Regions from separate parts of the Homo sapiens genome. Here region 2 is linked to region 1. The links are chromatin contacts, found by Hi-C or POLR2A ChIA-PET in ENCODE. All regions are on one chromosome and are shown on one strand. Each heading gives the region's core, a stretch centred on a gene start or an enhancer-like site at or near the end of the contact. The rest is flanking DNA. Distances are from core to core; before and after follow the strand shown.

What was found. Hi-C counts contacts between places; a loop is a spot of excess contacts on that map. ChIA-PET counts read pairs that join two places held with the same protein, here RNA polymerase II (POLR2A). Pooled maps may share reads with other maps.
Region 2: a loop to region 1 is called in a pooled map, with 3 times the contacts of the local background. The contact joins two enhancer-like sites. A Hi-C loop is called at or near these places in 2 of 168 maps with a recorded cell type or tissue (PC-9 and ovary) and 2 of 50 pooled maps. POLR2A ChIA-PET finds 5 or more read pairs at or near these places in 5 of 52 experiments (A549, CD4-positive, alpha-beta T cell, H1 and 2 more).

The regions. Positions count from the first base shown.
Region 1 is chr7:326,222-332,548 of GRCh38, forward strand. It overlaps LOC105375118 (a long non-coding RNA gene), which reads right to left. Exons shown (of 3, transcript XR_926965.4): 2 at 5,826-5,988; 3 at 3,406-5,142. Among named protein-coding and RNA genes, the nearest start is that of FOXL3-OT1, 38 kb to the left of the region's middle. Within about 2 kb of position 3,615, at least 3 of the 41 ENCODE cell types and tissues checked have a DNase peak (open chromatin) inside an H3K27ac peak, as active enhancers do.
Region 2 is chr7:536,641-542,967 of GRCh38, forward strand. No RefSeq gene overlaps it. Among named protein-coding and RNA genes, the nearest start is that of PDGFA-DT, 19 kb to the left of the region's middle. RefSeq lists enhancers at 2,022-2,965, 2,966-3,907. Within about 2 kb of position 2,796, at least 18 of the 41 ENCODE cell types and tissues checked have a DNase peak (open chromatin) inside an H3K27ac peak, as active enhancers do.

The DNA of each region.
Region 1 (6,327 bases), core at 2,365-4,864:
TCATTTCTTCCCCTCATCTGCACCTGTAGCTGGTTTCTGTCCTTGTGCTGTTTTCCTGGATACCCCAGGCACTGCGTGGCCTGCTGTCTGTGTGTCCAGCCCACTCACTCCCTGTCCTTCCCACCAGCTAGCTGGCACTTATGGCCAAGTTTCCAGAGACCCACAGAGGTGGCCACTGCTCAGAAACAAGGCTTGTTCCTGGGGCGGTTGAGACAGAGATGGGCGCTGGTCCCCGTGTGAAGCTGTGGATACACCAGTGGGCAGCTGTCATGTTCAGACCCAGGACCCAGTACCCGGCGTGGCCGCCCTGGCTGTCGTCACGGCTTCTTTTAAGGGGGCAGAGCAGATTGGCACAGATGTCAGGGGCCCATGCATGTCCCTTGGCCTGGGGGACTTAGAAGTTTTCTCTGTATTTGGTTTCCCCTCTCTCAGCACTTTCTAATATACAGACTAAAACCCCAACTCACTGGGAGGCCAGGATATCAACGGGCTGGAGATTTATGAGGGAAGAGCCGGGTCCCACCAGCAGGCACTAATAGCTCCCTAATTCCTGTCATTAGTTAACGAGAGCCCCTAGGTTCTCTCTACACAGCAGCTCGAATGTAATTACCAGCTGGGAGTGCTGGGCACACAGGCCTTGTGTCCTGTGTTTTGCAAAATTCCCTGAAATGCACTTCATGATTCTGGAAGCTTCAGTCGGCTTGCAATTACAAGTAGCCCTTATTAAAAATCCATGCAGCCTCCCACATCAAACAAAATTAATCAGTAACAAGCTGTAAGGCTATTAGGTCATTTCCCAACACAGAGCAACTCAGGAGTGGCCCTATCTGATTGGCCCATGCACGGAGGCAGGAATTCTCCCATGTTTCTCTGAATGCCGTGAGCCTGACATGAGATGTTTGTCTTTGCTTGAATTACGTTTGGGTGTTATTCTGCTGAATCTATTCCCATTGGCCTGGCAGGCTCACTTTGCAGCGCACACACCACCAAGATGGTCATCTCATTTTGGCCAAGAGCATGAGGAAACATGTGGTCCCTGTTAGGGGAGGACCTCAGGTGTGGCCCTCCTCACCTCAGCCAGGGGGCCGAGCAGGAGCTGTGAGACAGGGTCCTGCCCAGTCTCCCCGCACCCACCTTGCCCTTTGCATGCAGCTCTGGCGCACAGGCAGCCAGGATGAGTCCTTTCAGCAGGCGCTTTGAATCTCATAGCCACTGTCCTTCCCGTCCACCTGGCCCATCCCGGCCCGCCAGGCACCTGCACTGTCGGGTCTCTGCCGGCCTCTATGCCTGGCTCTTCACTCTGCCCACTGGCTGCCCCATGGTGGCCACAGCGACATCTCCCAGCCCAGCCAGGGGCTCTTCTTATGAGAGACTGATAGGAAGGTGGGGTCCAGGCCCCTGCCCTGGCCTCCAGGGTGGGCTTGTGGCAACGGCAGAAACCATCTGCGTGACTTGTGGGGTCTGAAGTCACGGGAGGCGTCGGTGTCAGCCTGGTCTCTGGGAACAGGCACGTGCAACCCCGAGCTGTCCAGTTAGCCGTCTGGATGCTCCGAGGCCACCGTGCTGTGAAACTATCGCACGTGGAGAAGCCCTGAGACCATGGGGAGAGAGAGAGATGCCCGCCTGCCCGCCACGGCTCCCAGGCAGAGCCTTGGCTCATTCTAATCTCTCTGCCTGGACCTCTCCTCCCCGCTGTCTCCACGCGGCCGGCCCCTTTGCATTCTTCACCTCTCTGCTCAGATGCCACCTCCCCTTCATATCACCCTCTGTGAGGGAAACGCCGGCCCCATGGTCCCCCACAACTCCCTCCCTCAATGTCCCGTTCATTCCCTCTTGTGGGGTGATGCTGGTCACAATTCACGCTCCCATATTCACTTGCTGACTTGGGTATTGTCTGCTTCCCCAGCCAGAACATGGTTTCCCACACCTGCCTGGTTCTCTGTTGCTTGCCCGGGGTGCCTGGTACGCAGGACACGCTCAGGATCATGGCCCACTGCCCCGCTGCCCGGACAGGTGCGTAGAGGGATGGTGGCCATTCCCCTCCGCCTCTGTTTCTGTTGAAGACTCTCCTACCCAAGGTTTTACCCTTGAAGGAAATCTTTGCCACTTCGTTGGGCCAGTAAAATGTCATTTTTTTTTAAGTACTGGAGAGGAGGGTATGTTTTTCCTGTGTTCATCGTGGGTGTTCCTTTTTTCTCTTAGAAATTGCTTGGCCAGTCCTCTGCCCATGTTCCTGTCGGCCACAGTCCCCTTTCAACCCACCCTGCTGCCACCCGGAAGGCCTGAACGCCAGCGCCCGTGATGACCTCGGTGCCTGCCCCTCACCTGGGGCCGCCCACCTGTCCCCACCCAGGCTGTGTCTTTGTGTCTCTCTATGTCTTTTTCAATCAATTTTGAACAACTTAAAAGCGAGGATTGATTGAATCTTCTACTCTCTTGTCCCTGCAACACCCAACATGGCAGCTTCATTCCGACAATATTGTGAGGACGATATAGAGGCTCAGTAAGCACTTGCTATTTGCTCGGTTGGTTGGTTAACTTCGTTTAGTTTCCCGTAGCTCTGGCCTCAGTTAGCAAAGTTAATGACATTAAATAGCATATTTTAGCAGTAGCAAAAACAACAAACTTCTAGGAATAAGCCTAATAAGAAATATGCAGGACATCGGTCGGGCGTGGTGGCTCACACCTGTAGTCCCAGCACTTTGTGAGGTCGAGGCAGGCGGATCACCTGAGGTCAGGAGTTCAAGACCAACCTGGCCAACATGGTGAAACCCCATCTCTACTAAAAATACAAAAATCATCCGGGCGTGGTGGCATGCGCCTGTAATCCCAGCTACTGGGGAGACTGAGGCAGGAGAATCACTTGAATGAGGGAGGTGGAGGTTGCAGTGAGCCGAGGTTGTGCCACTGCACTCCAGCCTTGGAGACAGAGTGAGACTCCATCTAAAAAAAAAGAAAGAAAGAAAAGAAATATGCAAGACATACATTTAAAAATATTAAAATACTGCAAGCCAAAGTTAACAGATAGCCAACCAACTGAGGAAGAGGTATTAGCAACTCATACGGTAGACAAGATGCTACTTTCCCAAATACATTTAAAAAAACCCTCCTGAAAACAATGAGATAAAGACCAGCAAACTCATCAAAACATGAGTAAAGAACTTAAATGGGCAACTGGCTTTTTTTTTTTTTTTGACAGAGTCTCGCTCTGTCGCCCAGACTGGGGGGCAGTGGACCAATCTCGGCTCACTGCAAGCTCCACCTCCCGGGTTCACACCATTCTCCTGCCTCAGCCTCCCGAGTAGCTGGGACTACATGTTCCCGCCACCACGCCCGGCTAATATTTTGTATTTTTAGTAGAGACGGAGTTTCACCGTGTTAGCCAGGATGGTCTCAATCTCCCAACCTCGTGATCCACCCGTCTTGGCCTCCCAAAGTGCTGGGATTACAGGCGTGAGCCACAGCGCCGGCCGGCAACTGGCATTTTAACACATAGAAAGACACCCAACCACACTGGTAACAAGGAAACACAAATTGAAACTAAATGGAGGTTCCATTTTATGACGGGTCAGACTGGCAAAAAGCAAAATGCCAGGCAACCCTCAATGTTGACAGACTTGTGGGGAAGCAGGCGCTCTCGTACATAGCTGATGAAAGGACAAGTTAGCACAACGTTTATGGCCACGAAGTTGGCAACATCAATAAAAATGTAAATGCATCTGCCCTTTGGCCCGGCAATTCTGCTTATCCTATAGATACCATTGCGCACAGGTGAGGCCGTCTATGTGTGAAATTACTCACTGCAGCATTATTTACAATGGCCTAAAAGCCCGTTGATAAGAGGTTGTTATATAAATCATAATAGATCCATAAAGTGAAACACAACTGTAAGAAAAACGAGGAGGCTGGGCACAGTGGCTCACACCTGCAATCCCAGCACTTCGGGAGGCCTAGGCGGAACGCTGGGCAACATGACGAGACACCGTCTCTACAAAAATAAATTAACCGGGCATGGTGGTGTACACCTGTGCTCCCAGATACTCAAGAGGCTGAGGCGGCAGGATGGCTTCAGCCCAGGACGTTGAGGCTGCAGTGAGCTGTGACCGCATCACTGCACTCCAGCCTGGGCAAAAGAGAAAGACCCTGTCAAAAAACAAAAAAATAAAAAGGAGTCCACTTTTGGCTTCCATCAACCAGGTTGGAGAAAACAAATGACCACATGTGTCTCAATGTGTCAGAGAGTTACCAAGGCAGCCAGGACCTGAAGGCCCAAGACATTGTGGGGGAGGGAAACGCGTTGAGGTGACCCGAACTTCTGCACCCTTTGGGGCAACCGCAAACTCATAACTGGCATGAGCAGAGATGCTGAGAAGCTGAGCAGGGAGGTCTGCTGAGAATCCGAGAAGCTCAGAGGAGCTTTCAACACTGTCGTGCCAGCAGGAAGACGAGAATCAGAGTGCAGGACTGCTCACACAGCCAGGGCTTGGAGAGACAAGATCCCGGGGAGAGGAAAGGATCCCAACAGTCCAGGGTGTCTGTTTGCAAGCAGCACAGGGTGAGCGCAGAGGGGCTGAGCAGAGGCTGCTAGGAATCTAAGCAGAACTGCGGGAGCCCTGCAGTGCCGGAGAGGGAAAGACGGGCTCAGACCTGTCATGCCAGAGGATCCCTCGGAAGCACCTGAAGCTTTCATATGGACCCCTGAAGGACAACCTCTCCTCTCAACTCTAGATTTAAATCCAAGAGGTTTCTTGAGCTTGAAGTCCAGCAGGCATCTCAGCCAGGACATGCTCAGAACAAACTCCCCATTGTCCTCCCTGCACTGCCCTTCCCCACTCCCCACTGGGTCAGCGTGGCCTCATCCCTCTAGCTAGTTAGGCGAGACCCTGGGCTCAGCCCAGACTCTCCTTTCCTCTCATCCCCACGCTGAATCTGTCAGCAACTCTTGTTGGCTTCACCTTCAAAACATACCTGGAATCAGACCCCTTCTCCCCACTTCAGCACCATCCTTTGGCCCAAGCAACCATGTCCTCTCCCCCGTCCCCCGGCACTAGTACCCAAGCCACCATTTCCTTCTTTCTGCATTGGTATAATAGCTGTCCGGCTGGTATCTCAACATCCACTTGGTCCCGAGAGACACACCACCTGCAAAAGTAAAATCATTGTGCTGACACTGACAGCAAAGCCCAAAACCCTTAGAGTGACCCACAGGATCCAACCTTAGAGTGACCCACAAGATCCTATATTATATCCTCTCTCAACTGTTTTTAATGAAACTTTTATTTTAGATTTTATGTTTAGATTTTTTTTTTTTTTTGAGACGAAATTTCACTCTTGTCACCCAGGCTGGAGTGCAATGGCTCAATCTAGGCTCACTGCAACCTCCACCTCCTAGGTTCAAGCAATTCTCCTGCCTCAGCCTCCCGAGTAGCTGGGATTACAGGTGCCTGCCACCATGCCCAACTAATTTTTTTTGTATTTTTAGTAGAGACGGGGTTTCACCATCTTGGCCAGGCTGGTCTTGAACTCTTGACCTCAAGTGATCCACCGGATTTTATGTTTAGATTTACAGCAAACTTGTGGAGATAGCACAGACAGTTAGGTCTACCCTGCACCTGGCTTCCTCCATTCCTGGCATCCTACCCGAGGACAGGGCACTCGTCACATTAAGGATGCAATACTGGCACACCAGCATTAACTAAACTAGACCTTTATTTGGATTTCATTACTTTTTCCCCACTGGGTTCCTTGCGATTTCCAAACCTGCCTGTGACTGAACTATTGGTTAATGAAACTATTTATTTTTTAAAAGTATTTCTTAATCCCACCTGGCCCAGGAGTGGACACAAACCCGTGAGTCAGGTTCCGGGACTCACAGGTCCCCATCTGAGACACATGACGTAGAGAGTGCCGGGGAGGTCAGGCCGCTGCCGCTGTGTGTTTCAGGGTTGGGGGCTGCCCTCCGGGGTGCCAGGAGCTCCTGTGTGTACACTGGGCAGGACAGAGGGCGGGTGGTGAGGTGCTGTGCCTGGGAGCTTGTCCAGGCCCGATGGCTTTTCTGCAGGCTGGCTGAGGAGCTAATTATCGAGGCGGCGGACCGAGGGTGTTTGCCTCTTGACCTTTTGTGATGCCGCCTGTCGAAGCACGCTTGGCCTCTTCCCAGGGGAAATGCTATCCGAAGTGCGAAGTTGCCCACCGCTGGGGTAAGGGGAGAGGGCGCCGCAATCACCCAGCCCTGACCTGGAATGATCATTTCCTGGTGTGGTGTGGCCGTCCCGTGGATGCTGACAGCCCCAGGGGCAGGGGTGAGCGGGCTGGGGGCTCTGCCGG
Region 2 (6,327 bases), core at 1,546-4,045, 210 kb after region 1:
ATGATAACATTTGCTGCCATGGTTCTCTATTGCTGCCTAATAAACCACCTCCAAATGCAGAGTCTCAACCCAACAGTGAAGACCTCATGACAGGCACCATGGCCCACGCCTGTGATCCCAGCACTTTGGGAGGCCGAGGCAGGAGATCATTTGAGCTCAGGAGGTTGAGTCCAGCTTGGGCAACACAGACCTCATTTCTACAAAAAATTACAAAGTTAGCCAGGCGTGGTGGTGCGTGCCTATAGTCTCAGCTACTTGGGAGGCTGAGGCGGGAAGATGGCTTGGGCCCAGGGGTTGAGGCTGCAGTGAGCCGTGATCGCACCGTTGTACTCCAGCCTGGGCAACAGAGCGAGACCCTGCCTCAAAAACCAAAAACAAAACAAATTCATGACTTCACGGTGTCTGTAGTTCAGGAATTCAGAAACGGCTTCCCCGGGATCCTGTGGACCAGGCCGTGGTTGTTAGGTGTCGGTTTCTCACCCTGCAGCTGCTTGAGTGTCCTCACAACATGGCGGCTGGCATCCCGGGGAGCAAGAGGCCCAAACAGCAAGGCCAAAGCCACCGTGTCTTCTCTGACCACTCCTGGGAAGCCCCACCCCAGCACAGGCCCTGTCAATGCAGGAAGGGCTATGGGAGGGCACAGACATGGGGAGGTAGGACCTCGGGCCCACCTGGAGGCTGGCAGCCACCCTTGACTTAATGCTGCAGTGAGGATGAAATGAGCCAATGCCAGTGCCTGGCACATGGGGGAGTTTTCTCACCACTGGGCACCCCCAGCTTCTCCTCGGGAGACTTGCAGGGGCCTAAACTCATCCATATTCACTTCCAAGAAGTGGGCTCCGTGAAGCCTTGCCGAGCCGGGGAAGCAGCGACGGAGGGTGCCTAGGTGTGATGGAGGGTGCCTAGGTGTGATGGAGGGGGCCTGGGTGTGGTGGAGGGGGACCTTGTTCAGGGGCCAGGGGGCACTCACCTTCATGGTGCTGGAAGCCCCCAGGGACAGTGAGCCTGGCTTTCACCCTCCTGAAGAGTCCCCCCCCCAAAAAAGACATTGGCCAACCCAGCTCCCAGGCTTTCACTCTCCTGGTCCCCGCCAAAAAAAGACATCGGCCCACCCGGCTCCCAGGTGGGAGAGGGACCTGATCCACCTCCGGGGCCAGCCTGCCAGGGACCTGGCCTTACCACGACTGCCCTCAGCGTCCTCAGCTGTGAAGTGGGGCTGATTTGCCTACACTCCAGGGAAATCAGGAATAGAGAGAGTGAGTTAATCCATGGAGAGGGCTGGGAACAGCGCTGGGCACAGGAAGCACCAGGAAATCGACTCCCCCACCAGGCTGTGGCCCTCACTCACACGCCCCCCTCCCTCCACGCCTGGCCGCCGGCCTTGGGTGCAGGGAACACACCCACCCCAGCTCCGTGGTTGTGGGCGGCCCGGCCAGGCCCTGCTTAGGTTCTGGGGTGCACTGCAGGGGTGCACAGCAGGAGTGCGCTGCGGTGGATCAGGGCCGTGGAGGGCCCAGCCTGGGGCTGACCTGACCAGAGCCCAGGGGAGCCGGGGTCCCTGGAGGAGGGCGCCCCTGGTCCAGGGGCTGCAGAGGAATCTGAGGCGGCTTCCAGGAGGAGGTGGCATTTGAATCCAGCCTTGAAAGACAGCAGCAGCTGTCCCAGGCCTGGAATTTCCTCTTCCCATGCAGCCAGGCCCCACCCCTCTTATCTGCCTCCTCGGGGAGCTGGATCCCAGGGACCTTCCCGAGAAGGGCAGCCCAGCCTGGCCCCACCCCACCCCAAGGCCGCAGGCTGTGTCACCCGCCTGGAATGCACTTTCCAGTCCTCCCCTCCCTCCCCCATGCCAGCCCTTCACTTCCTGACCCAGCCGGCCAGGCCAGCCCCCAGGCCTCAGAAAATCTGGGGGCCCCCCCGGGCCTGTCACCCCAGAAAGGTGGGGGGAAGGGGGCACCCCCTAGACAGGAGGAAGGAGCTCCTGAGAGTCTCACCTTACAACCTCCCCATGGGGACAGCAAGCCCTCAGTGTCCCCTCCTAGGCCCCCAAGGAAGCCAGACTTGCTGAGAGGAACACAACTCACACATCCCCCCAGGGCCCCCACTTCCTCACCAACCCAATGGGGGCTCTAGGGGCGTCAGCATCCTGCGGTTTCTTAAAGACGCTGGCGACCCTCCTTCACTCCGGTGGCTCCTCCAAGCCTCTCTACAGCCCAACTGGACAGATGGGCATGGCCCCAAGGTGTTTCGAGCCAGCCAGAGTCCAGAGCTGGGGTCCCCTCTCGGGCACAGTTGCCCGCCCTACCCTTTCCTTCCCCATCCCTCAGACTGGTAGGGTCCCAGGAGCCGGCCTGGAGGTCAGACCAGGAATGCCCAGAAGCCAGTGGAGTCAGCAGGGCTCTGAGCATTCCCCACACGGGACCCTGCCTGCCACATAGGACCCCGCCTGCCACACAGTCACCTCCCCAGGCCCTGAGCTCAGAGCAGTTGCCCTCTGTCGCCTGCACAGGGGGTCCTGTCTGCCTCCCCTGGACTTGGAAGGACCCTTCCAGCTGGCGGGGGGCTCCCGTTTGGGGACAAGTGCCTCAGCTACGCCGGTGGAGCCTTGGTGAGGAACCCCTGTGCCCCCACTCACTGCGGGCAGAGGCACCACCTCTGGGGGCCGGTGTGAAGCCAGACTCCTAGCCAGCCCTGCAGCCTGTCCCAGGGGCCAGTAGAACCGGGAGGGGGCCGGGTGTGTAACTGCCTCCTGAGGCCGGCGAGTAGATTCCTGAGGCTCAGGGCGGTGCCCTCCTCTACCTGCCCACACACTCCAAGGGAGCTTCAGTCCCCACCTGCCAGCTGGAACAGGGGCTCCCTGAGGGCCCGAGTCCCCAACGCTAACACAGGAGGCACCAGGGAGCGTCTGCGGAATTAAACCAACACTCTGTGTGCACGTCACACGTTTAGCGGACACAGGCCCAGGCTCCCTACACTGGGGTCCCCGCCCCTGCTCTCCGGCGTTCCGAGCCTAGACGTGGAGGTGAACAGACACGTGGCCTCCTGCGCCGGGGGTGGGGTGGGGTGGGGTGGGGTGGGGTGGGGTGGGGTGGGGTGGGTGGTGAGGGGGTGTGCAGGGCTGCCTGGATGCACTCGGCCTAACGGCCCGGGAAGAGCCTGGGGCCTGAGAATTCCAGCCACCACCACCCCAGGGGTGCCGCCCACTGCTCACAGGGCCACCCACACCTCTAGCCACCTCATCGGGCCTCCAGGCGGCTGCCCTGTGTGGTGTGGGGGGACTCCCAGAGGGAGTGAGCCCGCCCTCCTAGGAGAAGCCTGGCCAGGTTCCAGTGGGGTGGTGGCCCGGCCCATAAACAGGAGGGGTTTATGGCCCAGTGACAGGCAAAACTGGTGGGGCAAGCCCAGGCTAGATCCCAACCCTGAGCCAAGGACAAGAGGATTCCAGAGTGGGAGCAGGAAGGCAGGGGTCCGTGGAACCAGCCTGCTCCCCTGCTCCCTACGGGCCTCCTCCACCCTATCTCAGGGACCCAGGCCCCAGTCCCAGAGCACCCAGGGGCCACCCCCACCCCGTCCCTGGCCAAGCCTCACCCCCTCCAGAGCGGCCTGTCACCACCTCGGGGTGGGAGCAGCCTCTCTGCTCTCCATCAATGCGGAGAGTTGATACCAGGGTTGTCTACCTTCATGAAAGTTACTTGTTGTGATTTCTTCGGCCTACAGAAAAATATAAACGTGGGCTCCTAGGAGCACCAGCACATGACCAGGACCTCGTCCTTCTAAAGCGTGTAAAGTTTGCTTTACTGTATTGACAGCAACAATAATCAGACCAAAAGCAAGATGACAAGACTCCTTCTCACTCGGGTAGTTCGGAGGAGCAAAGTGTGAGAGGCCCAGCGGGGCTGCAGCCTCAGCTCTGATACCCCAGCCAGACCCGCTGTCTCCCAGACTCAGTTTCCCCACCCCGCCTAAGGTCTCCGGGGCTCCTCCGCGCAGCGATTCCATTCCTTCTGACCCAGGCTGCCTCTGCAAGAGTCCCGTCTGGGTTTAGAGTTGGTCGTACATTCATTCATCCAACATCTGAGTGTTCCCTGTGTGCATGGCGCACAGTGTGGCCAGACACACACTCTGGTGTAGAGGAACCAGCCGGCCTGTGCCCGTATCATGAACGCCGTAGCCTGTCCCTGGGACTAGACAGCCAATCAGGCGTTGTGCGCAGCATAACTAGCTTGATGCCTGCTGACCCCCAGCCAGAGCTCACCTGGGTCAAGAGTTCCTGGACCCTGGAAGGTGTGGTGGTTTGAAAACAGGACCACCAGTCCCTTGATCTCTCACATCAGCAAGTGGGGGTCTGTGTCCCCCTGGATCCAGGCAGGCTGTCTCATCATCAACCACAGACTGTGCTGGAAACAATGCTCTGTGGCCTCTGAGACTCGGTCGCAAATGGCCACGCAGCTCACACCCTGCCTGCTGGAACAGGGGCTCCCTGAGGGCCCGAGTCCCCAACGCTAACAGCTGGCTGGAACCAGCTGGCTTTTGGAGCCCTCAGACGTCTCGAGGGAAATCTAGCTCCACTAGAGCCACCATGCTGGGAGGAAGCCCAAGCCACACAGGATGTAGGCGCCGCCCCACCCAACCCCAGGGAGCCCGCTGAGCCCCCCACCCCCACCTGCAGGGAGCTTGCTGAGCCCCCTCCCCCACTCCCAGGGAGCCCGCTGAGCCCCCCACCCCCACCCCACCCACAGGAAGCCCACTGAGCGCCCCCACCCACCCCGACACCCAGGGAGCCCGCTGAGCCCCCTACCCCACCCCCAGGGAGTCTGCTGAGCCCAGACCCCAAGCATCACGGAGCACACAAGCGCCACTCACCGGGCCCTGTCTGAGGTCTGCAGGGCAGCATCCGTAGTGAACATGAGGCGTCTGTTTCGTGCCACCACGTTTTGGAGTGTGATGCACACAGCAATCACCCGACAGATCGAGGAAGGGCCACAGGACAGGCTGCGTCCATGGAGACGTTTGCCGCTTTTCCAAAACTGGGGGCCGCTGAGAGGCACCTGGGCGTCCCTCGTCAGGGAGTTCTCGGGGCCAGCCACAGGTGGGGAGACGCTTGGCTTAGGTAATAGGAGGATAGGAGAGGAGGCCTCACTTCCAGCTGCTGTGCTCAGGGTGGGGCACGCAGAGGCCTTGAAGAGTAGGAGCAGGCAGTATTCCAGGATGACTGCAGGCCCACCGGGCCCACTGGGAGCTGAAGGACATGGCGCACACAGCAGAAGCTCCGGGAGGCACATGCCGGACGTGGGGAGGGCCCAGTTCCCATCACTGTTGGGTGTGACAGAGACGTCATACGCGACAGCAGCTCCACAGCCGTGAATGTCCTCTGCACCAGACCCCATTCAACCAGCTCCACCTACACAGTCTCGCGTCAGCTCACCCCCAACCCCACGCAACCAGCTTCACCTGCGCAGTCTCGCGTCAGCTCACTTCCAACCCCCTGCAACCAGCTTCACCTGCGCAGTCTCGCGTCAGCTCACCTCCAACCCCACGCAACCAGCTTCACCTGCGCAGTCTCGCTTCACCCTCACCTCCAACCCCCTGCAACCAGCTTCACCTGCGCAGTCTCGCGTCACGCTCACCTCCAACCCCCTGCAACCAGCTTCACCTGCGCAGTCTCGCGTCAGCTCACCTCCAACCCCCTGCAACCAGCTTCACCTGCGCAGTCTTGCTTCACTCTCACCTCCAACCCCACGGGGCAAACATTATGACCCCACTTTAGAGATGAGCAGTGTCAGAGGAGTTAAGGAACGTGCCTGGGGCCACACAGCAAGGAAGAGCTGGGACTAGGGTTTGAGGCACGTTAGGTGACCGTGTAATTCTCTGCTTTACCCAGCACAGCGCACGCCAGCCAGCCCGGGCAGGGCCGCAGCATCCCAGGCCGGGGATCGCCAGGCTCCTTTTCAAGTGCATTTCTGAGATACAACAGTCAATTTCCCCAACTGCGCAAGTGAAAACAATGTTTGGCTAAGGAGGCTGGTGAGGGGCTGACAGTCTTAATTCTAAGGGACGTCTCCAGCGGTGACACGGGGCTCCGTCCCCAAGCAGACCCCCTGCTGGGATCAGTGGAACCCGACCCAGTGACCTTCTGCCTGGCTGAAGAAAGCCCTATGGGTGGATTATACAACGCGCTGCGTGCCTGCAAGATCTGACTGTAAAGCTGTTCCCATGAGCAGCCTCTGAGAGCCTTCGTGGCCCCCAAGCAGGCCAGGGGCAGGCCCAGACTGAGGGGTGAGGGGAAGGCCTCCCTGCACTTGGTGGAGAAGTTAGAACCAGACGAGAGGA